2 separate regions of the Mus musculus genome follow, and region 2 is linked to region 1. A link is a contact called in ENCODE Hi-C data. All regions are on one chromosome and are shown on one strand. The core of a region is the stretch at or near the end of the contact, and the rest is flanking DNA. Distances in the headings are between cores, read along the strand shown. Region 1 holds the start of 1700022E09Rik (RIKEN cDNA 1700022E09 gene). Region 2 overlaps Crybg3 (beta-gamma crystallin domain containing 3).

Region 1 (3,168 bases), core at 2-2,501:
AGTTTCTGACCTGGATCTTGGTATGGAGATCTTGAGCCATGGTGGCTATGAATTCCAGAAGATTAAGACAGATCTCTGAGTTCAAGGTCACCTGAGATTAAAAGTGTGGTAGCGCACACCTTTGATCTGGGCTACATCTTCTGCTGGAGACCTACATAAGGACATTGGAAGAAGGAAAACACACACACACTCTCTTCTTCACCTGCTTGCCTTGTGGGACTGAGCAACTGCTAGATCCTTGGACTTCCATTCACAGCTGCTGCTGACTATTGTTGGGAACTGGACTACAGACTGTAAGTCATCAATAAATTCCTTTACTATATAGAGACTATCCATAAGTTCTGTGACTCTAGAGAACCCTGACTAATATACTCCCCAACTTGCTTCCTGGTCATGATGTTGTTTTGTGCAGGATTAGAAACCCTGACTAAGACAGTAAATGAGAAGAAAAGATGAGATGAAAATTTTGCCTATGAGTTATCACAAAACTATGATTTGTGGCCACAATGCATTATCTTGACTTTTGGAAGACTGGGTTAGTCTTTCTGAGGAAAGCCTGAAAGATCCTGGCAGAATGTAAAAGGACACAGAAGCCCTGAAATTGGCAAGATAGACGTCAGTGTTAGCAGAACTAGCTTCACTGATTTAGAAAAATAGAGGTGCACAATGCTCTGGCCACTCCTTGAACCTGTGTGTCTGCCAATGTTCTGACCAGGTGTGTGCCCATTGCTGCACCTTCATTAGACTCTTTCCTTGTACCCCTCCCATACCCATTTCTTGAGAATAGACATTGTTTAGATCTGGAAATCCCCTAATCTCCCCCTTCTCCTTTCCCCCATGAGGGCCTATAAAAACTGGGAACTCTTTCCCCTTGAGGTCGACTCCTCTACTCCTGCGTGGGATATGAGTCATCCCCAGAGCTCTGGCTTTCCCTGAATAAAGCCTCATGTGGTTTGCAACAAGCTCGGTCTGTCATGAGTTCTTGGGTGTCCGCTATTGTCCTGAGGTCTGAGCAAGGGGCTCCTCTCGGAGTCTTTCAAGCCTATCATTTCTAACTGTGCCATATATGATTCTATCATGTTAGCATGGAGATGAATAATAAAAATAGCAATTCCTAACTTATAATTACTATTATATAAAATTCCAGTGAGATTATACAACTCCCTCATCTATGTAAGGGGAAGGCACCATTCTGTACCTGAGGCAGCTGTAATTTCCTGGCAGTAAGTTTTACTCTTCTATGACCTCACTTATGGAATGAAGCCACCTCTTCTTACCACACAAGCATGTTCTTAACACATTCTACCAATGCATGAAGTTCTGCTTCATTTCAAAAGCCTATTGATTTTTCAACTTCAGTTGGACTCTCAACAGTGTAAATCAAAACACTGTGCTTTTTTTTTTGTTTTGATGTATTTTGCTTGTTGTTTTTTGAGACAAGGCTTCTCTATGTAGCCCTGGCCAAGCTGGAACTCACTTTGTAGACCAGGCTGGCCTTGAATTCTCAGAGATCCACCTACCTCTGCCTCCTGAGTGCTGGGATAAAAGGCGTGTGCTACCATTGCCAGCAAACAGGGTGGAGTTTTATGAAGGTGACTTTATTCATGATATTACTACAGAAAGGACATATATTAATGAAGAATATCTCACAATAAAGAAAGGGATCCAGGAATCAAGAAGTCAAGAAGGAAGAAAACCATGAGTCTTGTTATCTTAGGGTCTGTCTTCTCTTACAACACGTAAAGTCATGGTTATTCCCTGGAATCAAAAATTACGGGAGCAGTTATTGACATTGTAACACTTTAGCCACTGTGGCTGCTACAATCTCCTGCTGTACTATGATGTCACTGGTCTGTGATGGAGCCCAGTGTAGAAGAGATGCTTCCAAAGTCAAGACTTTCTAAAGTTTTATATACAAGCCTATGACCTTTAAAAGTCATGTAAAGACTCCATCATTTCCAAAACTAGCTAAGTCAACAGGCAATAAAGAGAGGGAAGCACCCCCACCCCCACCCACCGCTTCAGAGAACACTAATGCAGGCATGTCTGAGCATTGTACACTTCAAAGAGGTGCTATAACCACAAACCCACACATCAGATAAAGTTTTAGGGCAATCACACTTTCCTGAAATAACTTAAAAGATGTTTTGTTAACTAGGTTGTGCCTGCAGCTGGGGCCATATGTATATTAAATCTTGGATCAATGAGAAAGGGGCCTCAGGACCTGCTACATAGTTTTTAAATAAATGTGGAACTAGGGGATCAGGGTTGGGGGAGAGACTATTTTGTGACAATGAGTTCCAATCATTGAATGTGATTTAGAAGGATAATGTAAATGAAAAGTAGGAGGAAATACAAGACAAAGGAATGACTTGTAGAAACTGTAAATATGGCTGGTCTACAAAATGATCTTAAAGTCTGATGTGGTCTGTATTTTGAGAAGAATTTCTCTATATTTCTAAATATAGAATTTATCTATATTTCATTTTGAAGATAGAATTTTTATCTCTACCATCTATCATTTATCTGTCTTTCTATGTTATTCTAGGTCACGTTTCGGCTGAGATTGAAGTAATCTAATTGTTCTTGTTCATTTATATGAAGGATGGTGTATAGTGTAACTCACAACGAAGTAATTAATTGCGCAAGGGCCATCAAGTTATACAACACATCAACTCAAAATATTACCCTACTTTTTCTGAAGTATTTTTTATTTGATTCTCTCATGATATTATCATTAGCTCCTTTGATTGTAGCCACTTGTGCTGATGAAATTCTTCATAAGTTTTACTTGGTTAATATACATTATATTACTGTGCTATGCTTCATATAAAATAATTTGACCTCTATGTGGATGTAGAAAAAAACAAAGATTTTTTTATTATTAATTACTGTCATATATGATTTCATGACTGTTCCTCTTTTGCCCCTCTGTAGACCCCAATGCTTTGAGGATACTCAGTTGCTAATCCATTACCTAATAAATAACCAACTGTGTAAAAACATGCATGTATGCAAAACACTTTGGCACTAAGACTTATTTTCAGGCATTGTGATGGTTTAAAAAGGAGTAGTGGCTCCCATAGGCTGATATATCTGAATGTGTAGACATTAGGGAGTGGCACAATGTGAGAAGGATTGGGAAATGAGACCTTTTTGGAATAGGTG
Region 2 (3,152 bases), core at 101-2,600, 46 kb after region 1:
ATTTCAAGGACATGACTAGCGGCTAAGGATCTTAAGCTGGCTTACTGAGGTAGGCCAGGTATAACCACAAGGTCCCCTCAGAGCAAGGCAGGAGGGCAGAGATAAACCGCAGCAGGCAGATACGCTTCAGAGACAGCAGGGCCCCGAATCAAGCAAAACTGGCAGCCTCTAGAAGAGCTTAGGACACTGATTATTACCTAGAGGTTTACAAAAGAAAAACAGCCCTATCTGGACCTTAAATTTACCCCTGATGACCATTTCAGACTTCGGACCTCTAGGATTCTAAGACTGAGTTCCGGCTCAGTGGCCACATTTTCAACAAATTATTGCGGCAGTGCTGAGTTTCGGTGTCTCTACCAACGCTCATGCTGAAACAATCTTCAACATTAAGTGGGAAGTGTGTATAAACTCATCAGTGTGGGTGTTTGGAAGAGGGACCTTCAAGAGGTAATTAAGGCTTAAACAAGGACATAAGTTGGGCCTGAGTCTAGAAAGAACAGTGCTCTATAGGAAGAGGAGAGATTATAGCCATGATGCTCACTCCCTCACCCAATGTGACCCTCCCCCGCTGCCTGAGGCCCCTAGAGCCAAGGGACATCACCAGAGGCAGCTGTATCTAGCACGTCCCACATTTTCCAATCATAAGCTAAACAAGTGTTTTTTTTTTCCTTTGTAAATTACCAAGCCTGTGGTATTCACTTACAGCAATAAGACATAGATCATGACAAACAGCATCAACTCATGTTTGCTTCTCAATTCTTTTCTTACTAGTTCCTGCTTTCTGTACCTAAAAGATGCCCATCCTGCTCTGATGTCACTGGAAGAATCTCCTGTAATATCTTCTAACTCATAAAATTGGCTTTTCATACTTAGGTTATGTTTAGAGTACAAGACCCTAGTTATTGCTTTTCCCCCATGTGAGTGGTAACTGTCTCTGTAACAGTGTGTGTGTGTGTGTATGTATATATATATATATATATATATATATATATACACACACATATATCTTATATATATACATATATAATGTTTATATACTGTATGTTACATATACACTGTATGCTACATAGTCTTCTTATTCTAACTCTCCTGAAGACTTTATATGTCATCAGAATCCTAATTTCACTCCAACTTCTCATACAGGCTCTTGCAATATGTCTCTGTGGCTTTGCCCGCTTGTAGCTGCCAGGATAAGAATTATTTCAGAAAGCCAGACTTCTATGCCAAGCCTCCATGGAGACACTGTCAAAGCACGGGGTAGACTTCTGCTCCCGTGGTAATGTAGTCAACAGGTTGCCCAACAAGACACTGGGCCAGCATTTACTTGTCTCAGTGTGGCTGTCTGAAGCTCACACTCAGCTCAGCTCACAGCCAATAACTGCTCAGGTGTCCTGCTCTCATGTCTGTGCCCAATATTCTTAAAACAGCATGCTCAGTTTTAAAGCGCTTCTTCAACGGATGACAGTGGTAAATGGTTTTCCCCACATCCTTCAACTTTCAAAGCTACACAGAACATTTTAAGAAGATTAGACACAAGCCCACCTCAACCTCAAAGTATAGCCCCTGTTATGGAGTAGACTGGAAAACAAGAACGAACCGGATACAGGCCCTGCCTGACTATATTTGGAAGTACTGGATCACTGTCCTAATTTTAAAATAATGAAACCCTGAGTTTTATGGCCATGGGCTAAGCAGAGGAGACTACAGGTCACAGAATTCAAAACAAGCATAATGATATGCAGCTTATCCACAGTGACTGTAGTTCAGTAGTTGTGACTACATGCAGGGAGATTTGAAAGAAAGAAATGAGGGGGAGATGGAGGAGGAGGAGGAGCAGCAGCAGCAGCAGCAAAACAACAACAACAACAACAAACAAACAAACAAACAAACAAACCCCAAGAAAGCAGCTAGAAGCATAAAGAATGGCCATTTAGGACAGAAAAAAAATGCCTTGTGGTAGGTCTGTTGCTATTATGAATGTTTGAGTGCTGGGGCGGGGCTTGTTTAATTGTGTCAACTCGGCACAGCTAGAATCATCTGGGAAGAGAGAACCCCAGTTGACAAGATGCCTTCATGGTAGTGGGCTGTAGGCAAGTCTATGGGGGCATTTTCTGATGAAAGGCTGAAGTGGCCCTGGCCACTGTGTGTGGTGCCCTTGAGCATGTGGTGCTAGACATAAGACGGAAGCTGAGCTAGACCACAAGGAGCAATCTAGTAAACAGCATCCCTCCACGGCCTCCATCTGCTTCAGTTCCTGCCTCCAGGTTCCTGTCTTGGGTTCCTTCCCCGATTTTCCTCAGTGATAGTGGGACCTCAGAGTTTTAAGTCAAAATCAATCCTTTCCTCCCCAAGGTTCTCTTGGTTGTGGTATTTTAAGACAGTGATAAAAGCAAACTAAGACAGACTTCAAACATGAGGTCACCCGTGGTTATCCAATTTAGATCCTAAAGGACATAGGCAAAATGTGCATTTGTTTCCACAATGCAGGGCAAAATAGAAAAAGATAATAAAGGGTACTGGCAGGAGCCAAGGGGAGAGTTTGGTGAAGGAGACTCAACAATGGAATGGGGATGAGAGACTACCAGAAAGTCACACAAAAACTTTAGGGAAGAAATGAAATGAACAGCTCAGAGGGAAAGAGTTAAGAGGTTTTCATGGTGGTTTGTATCTGTGTGTATGAGAGAGGGGGGAGGGAAGGGGAGAGGGAGGGAGGGAAGGAGAGAAAGGGAAGGGAGGGAGGGAAAGAAGGAGGGGAGGGAGGGAGGGAGGGAGGGAGGGAGGGAGGGAGGGAGGGAGGGAGGGAGGGAAAGAATATTCCTAAATTCCTTAATGGGATGGAAAATGAGAAGGGAGAGAAAACAATTATATCTAGTACTTGCTACAGATTAGATGTTTGAAAGTTGCCATAGGAGCAGAGTGGGATAGTGATGATAATGACCATTAACAGGACTGGGAATGAAAGAAGGCGCCTGAGAGGGAAAGCGGAATGCCCAAGCACTGCTGTGGAGGGCGCACTGGGGACCTGAGAGGTGTCGGGGACAGCAGGCTGCTATGTGGGCTACAGGCAAGGAGTCTACTATGTGGCCTAGGGGAGCGGTACAGAGCCATCAGTAACAGAAACCCCCAGCTAACAGAGACCGTGGCCAAGGACG

The links. Hi-C counts contacts between places; a loop is a spot of excess contacts on that map.
Region 2: a loop to region 1 is called in a map of heart, with 2.0 times the contacts of the local background. The contact joins the enhancer-like site here to the promoter of 1700022E09Rik in region 1. A Hi-C loop is called at or near these places in 4 of 37 maps with a recorded cell type or tissue (T-helper 17 cell, heart, regulatory T cell and 1 more).

The regions. Positions count from the first base shown.
Region 1 is chr16:59,467,987-59,471,154 of GRCm38, forward strand. It overlaps 1700022E09Rik (RIKEN cDNA 1700022E09 gene), which reads right to left and starts at 1,252. Exons shown (of 3, transcript NR_040568.1): 1 at 1,199-1,252; 2 at 11-151.
Region 2 is chr16:59,514,086-59,517,237 of GRCm38, forward strand. All of the region lies in intron 17 of Crybg3 (beta-gamma crystallin domain containing 3), which reads right to left. Among named protein-coding and RNA genes, the nearest start is that of Riox2, 44 kb to the left of the region's middle. Within about 2 kb of position 1,351, at least 1 of the 3 ENCODE cell types and tissues checked has a DNase peak (open chromatin) inside an H3K27ac peak, as active enhancers do; it is heart, where a contact is called at or near this core.